Linked DNA regions of Homo sapiens: region 1 is linked to region 2. Evidence: chromatin contacts called from ENCODE Hi-C or POLR2A ChIA-PET data. All regions are on one chromosome and are shown on one strand. The core of a region is the stretch at or near the end of the contact, and the rest is flanking DNA. Distances in the headings are between cores, read along the strand shown.

Region 1 (5,143 bases), core at 2,643-5,142, 41 kb before region 2:
CCAAGCCTGGCTAATTTTTTGTATTTTTAGTAGAGACGGAGTTTCGCCATGTTGGCCAGGCTGCTCTTGAACTCTTCTCCTCAGGTGAGCCACCCACCTTGGCCTCCCAAAGTGCTGGAATTACAGGTGTGAGCCACCGCCCCTGGCTTGGGCAGCTGATTTTTAAACCATTTGATGAAGTGACTTTCTTTAAAGGAAACATACTTAGCATCGCCACCACAGTCCCATAGCTCGAATTCACAGCCCGTGCCTTTGTTGTTGCTGGTAACATGCGGGTTCTCAAATTCTAGGATCCTAAAAGGAAAAAGAAGAGCAGTAGGCTGGGTGCAGTGGCTCACGCCTGTAATCTCAGCAGTCTGGGAGGCCAAGGCGGGCAGATCACTTGAGGTCAGGAGTTCGAGACCAGCCTGGCCAACATGGTGAAACCCTTGCTACACTAAAAATAAAAGAATTAGCTGGGCATGATGGTGTGCACCTGTGATCTCAGCTACTGGGGAGGCTAAGGCAGGAGAATCGCTTGAACCTGGGAGGCGGAGATTGCAGTGAGCTGAGATCGTGCCACCACACTCCAGCCTCAGCGACAGGACGAGACTCCATCCCAAAAAAAAAAGACGAACAGTAGCAGCACCAATAATGAGGCTGCATTACACTTTTGGAATGCCAACAGCAACAAAAGTAGGAAGTGGGTGATGGCTGGGCAGTCTTTTAAAATTGTTTTATTATTAATTTTGTTTTGAGACAGGGTCTCACTCTGTCACCCAGGCTGGAGTGCAGTGGCACGATCATAGCTCACTGCAGCCTCCAACTCCTGGCCTCAAACAATCCTTCTGCTTCAACCTAACATGTAGCTGAGACTACAGACACATGCCAACACACCTGGCTAATGTTTTATTTTTAGTTGAGACGGGGTCTCCCTATATTGCCCAGGCCTCAGGCGATCCTCCCGCTTTGACCTCCCAGAGCACTGGGATTAGAGGAATGAGCCTCCCTGCCGAGCCAGTTGGACACTCTGGGACACAGATTTGTCAGGGCTCACCTCACTCCTTGGGTTGGGCTGTATTCAGTGATGTCAGAAGATTCTGTCAGAAAGTTGGCCAAAACAGTTTTTCCACTCTGTGAAAATGAGTGCAAATAAAGGTCTTTGCTGAAAGGCAGAAAAGGAAACCAAAAAAATGACCCCAAGAGGTGGCCTGGAACCCGGTGTGGTGCAGTATAGGTCATGGGCACCCTGAGATCACTGGGGTGGTTACGACCTCACTGTCTTGCTCTAGTGCAGTGGGCACAGCCTGGTCTGGGGTCCAGGGAGCATGGGATTAAGGAGTTTTTATTTTTATTTTTTGAGACAGAGTTTCACTCTTGTTGCCCAGGCTGTGATCTAGGCTCACTGCAACCCCCGGGTTCAAACGATTCTCCTGCCTCAGCCTCCAGAGTAGTTGGGATTACAGGCGCCTGCCACCACGCCCGGCTTACTTTTGTATCTGTAGTAGAAATTGGGGTTTCACCATGTTACTCGGGCTGGTCTCGAACTCCTGACTTCAGGTGATCCACACACCTGGGCCTCCCAGAGTGCTGGGTTTATAGGGATGAGCCACTGTGCCCAGCCAAGGAGTTCTTTTAGGTCACAGAGAGGATCAAAGTCAGCCTGGGGACTCGTGGCTAGCTGTCTCATAATCTCACATGCAGCTGTTTGTCCATCTCGATTATATGAGTAATACACATTGCTTTTTTTTTTTTTTTTTTTTGAGACAAGGTCTTGCTCGGTTGCCCAGGCTGGAGTACAGCAATGTGATCATAGCTCACTGCAGCCTTGATCTGTAGGGCTCCAGTGATCCTCCTGCCTCAGCCTCCTGAGCCACCTGGGACTACAGGTGTGCATCACCATGCCCAGCTAATTTTTGTATTGCTTGTAGAGATGGGGTTTCCCTATGTTGCCCAGGCTGGTCTTGAATGCTTGAGCTCAAGTGGTCTCCCCACCTCAGCCTCCCAAAGTGCTGGCAGGTGTTAGCCACTGTGCCTGGCCTAAGACTTCTACAGGTTTTATTTTATTTTTTTTTTAGATGGAGTTTCGCTCTTGTTCCCCAGGCTGGAGTGCAATGGCGCGATCTTGGCTTATTGCAACCTCTGCCTCCCGGATTCAAGCAATTCTCCTGCCTCAGACTCCCGAGTCACTGGGATTACAGGCATGCACCACCAAGCCCAGCGAATTTTTGTATTTTTAGTACAGATGGGGTTTCACCATGTTACTCAGGCTGGACTCGAACTCCTGACCTCAGGTGATCCACCTGCATTGGCCTCCCAAAGTGCTGGGATTAGAAGCGTGAGCCTCCGCATCCGGCTGGGTTTTTTTTTTTTAATTATTATTAGTTTTTGAGACGGAGTCTCGCTCTGTCTCCCAGGCTGGAGTGCAGTGGCGCAGACTTGGCTCACTGCAAGCTCCACCTCCCGGGTTCACGCCTCAGCCTCCCGAGTAGCTGGGACTACAGGCACCCGCCACCACGCCCGGCTAATTTTTTGTATTTTTAGTAGAGACGGGGTTTCACCGTGTTAGCCAGGATGGTCTCGATCTCCTGACCTTGTGATATGCCTGCCTCGGCCTCCCAAAGTGCTGGGATTACAGGCGTGAGCCACCGCGCCCGGCCTTTTTTTTTTTTTTTTTTTTTTAAACGCATTTAGCCTTAGTCCATCTGAGCTTTATTTCTGTGGATGATGTGAAGTATACATGTAGATGTGATCCCCACTACCACGCCCCCAACACACACATTAATAGCCAATGGTTCCAGGACCATATAGTAAAACGCCCAGGACTCGAGCAAAGGCTCATGCCTGTAATCCCAGAACTTTGAGAGACTGAGGCGGGAGGACTGTTTGAGCCCAAGAGTTGGAGACCAGCCTAGGTGCTAGGCAACATAGCAAGATCCTGTCTCTACAAATAATTAACAAATTAAGGCCAGGCGCGGTGGCTCATCCCTATAATCCCAGCACTGTGGGAGGCCGAGGCTGGCGGATCACTTGAGGTCAGCAGAGACCAGCCTGGCCAACAAGGTGAAAACACACCTCTACAAAAAATACAAAAATTAGCCAGGGGTAATGGCGTGGGCCTGTAATCTCAGCTACTCAGGAGGCTGAGGCAGGAGAATCGCTTGAACCCGGGAGGCGGAGTTTGCACTGAGCCAAGATCATGCCACTGCACTCCAGCCTGGGTGACAGGGCGAGACTCTGTCTCAAAAAAACAAAACAAAACAAAAACAACAAATTTAGTCGGGCGTGGTGGTGCACGCCTGTAGTCCCAGGTACTCAGGAGGCTGAGGCAGGAGGACTGCTTGAGCCCAGGGAAGTCGAGGCTGCAGTGAGCTATGATCACACCACTGCACTCCAGCCTGGACGACACAGCGACAACCTGTCTCAAACAAAAGTCCAGACCCACAGACGCATTCATTAGGGGGATCCCGGGGGCAAAAGAAAGAGTCACGAAACCTAGGCTATGGTTCCAATGATGCCACTCAGTACCTTGGGCCTTCGGGGCTCATTAACACCGGGCTCGCCTCCACTACCTCCTCCGGGCAGTGGTTGGAATCAAGGTCTGAAAGCACCGAGTTCACGGAAAGGGCAGGGGCGCCAGTCGGGATGGGCGCGGTGGGCCCGGGTTCCCGCCTCCGGGAGCAAGCCGCAGATCAGACGGGTGGGGACCTGCGCTCGCCCAGGCCCCGAGGCCTGCTCCCCGCTCCCTCTGCCGCGCCGGGCCAGGACTTACCTCGCAAGGCCCCACGAAGAGGATCTTGGCTTTCAGCATAGTTGTCCGCCGCGGCTTAGCCGGCCGGAGCCCACGGGAGGCGGCGCGTCAGGACGGAGCTCTACTTGGCCGCTTTCGTTTCCATGGCGACGGAGAGAGGCCCGCAGGGCCGACGGGACTCGGCCACTTCCGGCGCGCGGGGCGGAAAGCGGGCGCGTCTGCGACTGGGAGGGGGTCGGAGAGAAGCCACAAAGCCCGGGCTGCAGACGCGGTTCTGCAGGGTTGGCCTGTATTTCTTTTAGAGACAGGGTCTCACTCTGTCGCCCAGGCTGGAGCGCAGTGGCGCGATCTCGGGTCACTGCAACCTCCAACTTTTGGGCTCAAACGATCTTTCTGCCTCAGCCTCCCGAGTAGCTGGCACTACAGGCATGTGCCATCACGTCCGACTAATTTTTAAAATTTTTTTATTTGTAAGACTGGGTTTTGCTATGTTGCCCAGGCTGTTTTCGAACTCCTGGGCTGAAATGATCCTCCCATCTCCACCTCCCAAAATTCTGGGACTGCAGGCCCGTTCCACCAGTCTCGGTAGAGACGCGGAAAGCAAGACTCCAGGAGGGGGCGGAATGGCCGTTTCCAAACCTTTGTTTCTCCCAATAATCCCGAGAGCTCAGACAGGCCATACAAGTGCCAAGCTGGCCTTGGAACCAGGCCTTGACTCCTTTATCACTGTGGCATGATATCACTGTGGCCGTCCACCTGGGAGCCGATTTATCACTGCCGTGGCACAGCTCAGAAAAAATCAGGTGAAAGTCTGGTTTCTGTAAAAGGATTCACCACTCACTATCATTCGTCTGACCTAGGAGAAACCAAAGAGATGATGACTGGAATCGTTTAGTCAGTGCAGGTGTCTAGAAACATTGCTGCTAAATTCAATCAGTTAGGTCAGTCTGAAAATACAGAGTCAAGTCAGAATTTTGGATAAGCCATGATATTAAATGTCTATGTGCCGAGAGTGCCGGTACAAAATATGCTAGCCCATAAAAGGGCTGAAATGACAAAAATTTCTAGTCAACCCCGTATCAAATCTTTAACCTTCGGTAACATAGTTACATAGTCTTTGTATTGAAAAGAACTACTTGGCTGGCCGCGGTGGCCCAGGCCTGTAATCCCAGCACTTTGGGAGGCCGAGGCAGGTGGATCACTTGAGGTTCTGCACAGTCCCTTCGTCCTGGTAGATTCTAGGCCAGATGGGGAGACCACCCTGCAGAGTGCCGCTTGTCAAGTGTTTTCCCATGCACATTCCCATGCACAGGTTTTTTTTTATTATTATTTTTATTTTTATTTTATTTTATTTATTTTATTTTTTGAGATGGAGTCTAGCTCTGTCGCCCAGGCTGGAGTGCAGTGGTGTGA
Region 2 (4,962 bases), core at 1,367-3,866:
TCGGCTCAGCATCAGAGGGAGACCGTGGAAAGAGAGGGAGAGGGAGACCGAGAGGAGAGGGGAGAGGGGAGAGGGGAGAGGGAGAGGCAGAGGCAGAGGCAGTACAGTCCAGCTTCGGCTCGGCATCAGAGGGAGACCGTGGAAAGAGAGGGAGAGGGAGACCGAGAGGGAGAGGGGAGAGGGGAGAGGGAGAGGCAGAGGCAGAGGCAGGGGCAGGGGCAGGGGCAGGGGCAGGGGCAGGGGCAGGGCTAGTTATCCAATTTTTGTATTTTTAGTAGAGACGGGGTTTCACCATGTTGGGCAGGCTGGTCTCGAGCTCCTGACCTTGTGATTTACCTGCCTTGGCCTCCCAAAGTGCTGGGATTACAGGCGTGAGCCACCATGCTTGGCCATCTTCCTGTCGTCTTCTAACAACAATCCTACAATCCTTCTTTGAGGGGAGAAGGACAGGCTCAGTATGTAACCCAGGCTGAAGTGTCATGGCACCATCATGGCTCACTGCAGCCTTGAACCCTTAGGCTCAAGCAATCCTCCTGCCTCAGACTCCTGAGTAGCTGGGACTACAGGCACACACCTCCACGCTTTGCTTTTTTTTTTTTTTTGTAGAGATGGGGGGGTCTCACTATGTTGTCCAAGCTGGCCTCGAACTCCTGGCCTTAAGCAATCCTCCCGCCTCAGCCTCCCAAAGCATTAGGTCTTTGTTGTTTTGTTTTTTGAGACGGAGTCTCACTCTGTCCCCCAGGCTGGAGTGCAGTGGCATGATCTCAGCTCACTGCAACCCCGGGTTCAAGCGATTCCCCTGCCTCAGCCTCCTGAGTAGCTGGGATTACAAGTGCATGCCACTACGCCCAGCTAATTTTTTCTATTTTTTTAGTAGAGACAGGGTTTCACCATGTTAGCCAGGCTGGTCTTGAACTCCTGACCTCAAGTAATCTGCCCACCTCAACTTCCCAAAGTGCTGGGATTACAGGCGTGAGCTACTGTGCCCGGCTTCCAAAGGATTAGGATTACTGAAGTGAGCCATTGCCACTGGCCTCTACAATCCTTTTGCAAAATGTGCTCCAGTCCAGCAAACACTTCCATATTTGATGGTTTTTCTCCATCCTGTAGGCATTTTACAGACAGGAGTTTTCAACTGGTCACAGGGGCAGAGCAAGCCTCAGGGCATCTGCACCCTTAGGTTGCTTTTGGAAGAATTAGGAAAAAAGCTCCCAGGCCGGGCTAGGTGGCTCACACCTGTAATCCCAGCACTTTGGGAGGCGGAGGTGGGTGAATCACCTGAGGTCAGGAGTTCGAAACCAGCCTGGCCAACATGGCGAAACCCCGTCTCTACTAAAAATACAAAAATTAACCCGAAATGGTATTGCTTGCCTGTAATCCCAGCTACTCGGGAGGCTGAGGCAGAAGAATCACTTGAACCCGGGAGGCAGAGGTTGCAGTGAGCCGAGATCGCACCACTGCACTCCAGCCTGGGTGACAGAGCGAGACTCCAACTCAAAAAAAAAAAAAAAAGAAAAAGAAAAAAAAAAAAAGGAACAAAATGCTCCTAACCCGGGCGAGTAGAGTACGGGCTGGATTTCTGGTCCCACCTGGGCCTGGAGCAGGGTCCAAGCCCTATGGGAATCCTGCAACATAGAAAAGACCAAAACTTGGGTCCAGGCTGGCCTTGGGCCCAGCATGGGATCTAGGACTCTGCTTTTCTGTTTATAAAAGGTGGGATTGTCCTACATCTTCCTGAAGCCCTTTTCTGGATAGGATGTCTCATGAATCTGTGATTCTAGCTACAACTTTTTTCTTTTTTTGAGATGGAGCCTCACCTTGTCATCCAGGCTGGAGGCCAGTGGCCTGATATTGGCTCACTGCACCCTCCGCCTCCTGAGTTCAAGTGATTGGCTTGCCTCAGCCCAGCCTGTAGTTGAGATTACAGGCACCTGCCACCACACTAGGCTAATTTTTGTATTTTTAGTAGAGACGAGGTTTCACCATGTTGGCCAGGCTGGTCTCGAACTCCTGACCTCAGGTGATCCGCCCACCTCGGCCTCCCAATCTAGCTACAACTTCTCACCCCAACTGACCCTTCCGCCCCTCCCAAAGCTTCTTACCTGGAAGAGACAGCGGGGCAGGTGGGGGCTGGAGGTTAAAGGGGAAGGAGGAGAATCCTGGGAAGCTCTGGTCAGTTTCTCACGGGAACGCAGCGCTTTGATCCAAAGAGCCCTGCACAAGGATCGGAAGACTCGCATTTGTCTGGCTTAACTTTCTCCAGCCTCAGTTTCCACTTCTGAATGGGACCATCGAGGGCAGTGTGGCGAGGATTCACCAACATCGTCCAGGTGAAATTGGCAGACACAGAATGGGCGCTCCGAAAGCATTCGCGGACCCGAAGAAGGTTTGGTTTCAAAGGTTCTAAGGTGTGTAGCGGGGGCCTGGGCGCGAGGTCTGGCTTTCGGGGTGTTAGGCTCCAGGGACCTCCTGCGGAGCTCGCACCCTAGCTCTGCCGCCACTGCCGCCTCCTCGGCCCCGGACCGCCGAGGGTTAACAAAAAAGCCCCACGCCCCCTTTGACGGCTTAGAGCCCACCTCGCCGAATTTGAAAAGGCGGCCCCGGAGAGGCGTGGGCGCCCCCCACACATTTCCAGCTCGCACCCGGGCTCCGACCGCTCGCCCCGCTCCTCTCGCTGTGCTCCCGGCCGGTGCCGCGGGTTCGGTCCGGGCGCCGGTGCGCTCCTGCCGGTCCTCGTGCCCGGGACTCCGGGTCCCCGCGGGCTGCTGCGCACGATGAAGCTGGCCCTGCTCCTGCCCTGGGCGTGTTGCTGCCTCTGCGGGTCGGCGCTGGCCACCGGCTTCCTCTATCCCTTCTCGGCCGCAGCTCTGCAGCAGCACGGCTACCCCGAGCCCGGCGCCGGCTCCCCTGGCAGCGGCTACGCGAGCCGCCGGTGAGTAGCTCGGGGCCGAGGGGCCGGGGGGTGGGGGGAGGGAGCGGACAGCGGGGGCCCTGGCCACTGGGTGGCTGGAGCGAGGCTTGGGGGCTGGAGAGCGGGGCGATCCGGGACTTGGGGGCGCAGGGCAGCGGGGACTGGGGGCTGCAGACACCGGGCAGCTGGAACGAGAGCTGGAGGGGGTTGGGGTGCGGGGCGATTCGGGCCTGGGGGCGCGGGGTGGCGGATGCCAGGGGCAGGGGACACGGGGCAACTGGGACGAAATGGCGGTGGCTGGGGGTTGGGGTCACGGGGGGAAAGACCGAAGGGCCTTGGGTGCAGGGCGATTGGGGGCTGGGGCGCGGGGCGGCGGGGGTTGGGGGCTGCAGACGGGGCAGCTGGAACGAGCGATGGAGGAGGCTGGGGGTTGGGGCCGCGGGGCTGCGGGGCTGCGGGGTTGCGGGGGCTGAAGGTTCGGGTCCGGCTCCGGGGCTGCGGTGGTCTCTGGCCGCGCCCACCCTGTCCCTTCCTTTCTTCGCTTCCCCAACCTTCGCCCCCTCGTTCCGGGCTCCGAGTAGAGGTGGTTCCGACCGCCGTGGCTGGGGCTGGGGCTCTGCCCGGGGCGTTCGGCCGCTCACGTGGCTCTGCCGCTCACCTGCGCGGCTGCGGCTTTGTGTCGCGGAGCAGGTTCTCGGGTGGCCAAGGCCTCGCGTCCCGGGCACCCCTCTCCTATCAGCGGCCCCAGGACACCAGAGGGGTCATTCCCGCCCAGTCTTTGGGGCTGAGGCCGCGGAGGATCCTCGGCTGCGACTCCCCAGCCACCCCGGGACGTGGAACCGGCTGGGATCGGGTGGCTCCGTGGCGGGGTTGGAGAGGGCGCAGGGTCACCGGGCCCGGGCGCCGGGACCCGCCAGGCGTCTCCTTCCTCTCGGCCGGCAGGTGGCGCCATGGCCACCCCCGGGACGCTCAGGGCTGCGGCTCCGGAGCCCGCATTTGAATTTCCCCAGAAAACCATAAGCATGCAAGTAAAAGTTGCCAAACGCCTCGTTTGCATAACTCGCTTGAATTTAGCTTTTCTCATTTAGTGATAACTACAACCTACACAGCTATGACAGCGCTCTGGAATGCACTACCTGTGTCTGTTCCCTCCGTCTCTTTTTTATATTTTAATTTTTTTTTTTTGCAGAGGCAGAATCTCAACTCTGTTGCCCAGGCTTGTCGCAAACTCCTGGGCTCAAGCGATCCTCCCGCCTTGGCCTCCCAATCTCCATTTCTTTTGATCCTTAACAACCCTAGGGTTAAAACATTAGAGTAGTATCTTTCCTTTAGCTGAAGAAACAGAGGCTCAGGATTTGCTAGGCCTAGGAGCCACTCAGGACTGACCTCTTGTGCTTTCTTTCTTTTTTTTTTTTTTTTAATATAGGGTCTTGCTTGCTCCCCAGGCTGGAATGCAGTGGTGCGATCATAGCTCACTGCAAACCTGATCTCCCAGGCTCAAGTGATCCCCCGACCTTGGCCTCCTGTGTAGCTGAGATCACAGGTGTACACCATCATGACTGGCTAATTTTTTGATTTTTTGTAGAGGTGGGATCTCACTGTGTTACACATGCTGGTCTCAAACTTCTGGCCTCAAGAGATCCTCCTGCCTCGGCCTCCCAAAATGCTGGGATTACAGGCGTGAGCCACCACGCCAGGCCCAGATCTGGTGTTTTCTAGCATACTGCTCTGCCTATCAAAGCTAAAAGACAGCTCCTAGTTCTTTTTTTCTCCTTGATATTTACCAAATCAGAGGACTCCAAGATGATTTCTGGCTAATTCCTTAATAACAAGGAGACAGGGATGTTTCATGCTGGGAAGAAATATACAGTCATGGCTGAATAGGGCGGGACCCAGAAAAGCATAAAAGTGCCTCTGGAAAAGTTTGTATGCAATCCTATTTCTCTCATTTTGTTTGGAAATACTTACCCGGGGCTTCTATGAGGAGCATTCTCCAAACACCCACGCTAGTGTGGCCTCTGCACAGTTCCATATGAGGATTGTCTAAAAAA

What was found. A loop is a pair of places that touch in the nucleus more often than their neighbours do. ChIA-PET counts read pairs that join two places held with the same protein, here RNA polymerase II (POLR2A). Pooled maps may share reads with other maps.
Region 1: a map of posterior cingulate gyrus shows a loop between it and region 2 (9-fold over the local background). The contact joins the promoter of IFT22 here to the promoter of COL26A1 in region 2. A Hi-C loop is called at or near these places in 2 of 168 maps with a recorded cell type or tissue (Caco-2 and posterior cingulate gyrus) and 6 of 50 pooled maps. POLR2A ChIA-PET finds 5 or more read pairs at or near these places in 14 of 52 experiments (A549, BJ, Caco-2 and 9 more).

Annotation. Positions count from the first base shown.
Region 1 is chr7:101,317,920-101,323,062 of GRCh38, forward strand. It overlaps IFT22 (intraflagellar transport 22), which reads right to left and starts at 3,893. Exons shown (of 5, transcript NM_022777.4): 1 at 3,752-3,893; 2 at 1,037-1,113; 3 at 205-294. The coding sequence starts at 3,790. RefSeq lists a silencer at 3,616-3,735.
Region 2 is chr7:101,360,259-101,365,220 of GRCh38, forward strand. COL26A1 (collagen type XXVI alpha 1 chain) reads left to right here and starts at 2,617. Exons shown (of 13, transcript NM_001278563.3): 1 at 2,617-2,932. The coding sequence starts at 2,775. RefSeq lists a silencer at 3,751-3,990.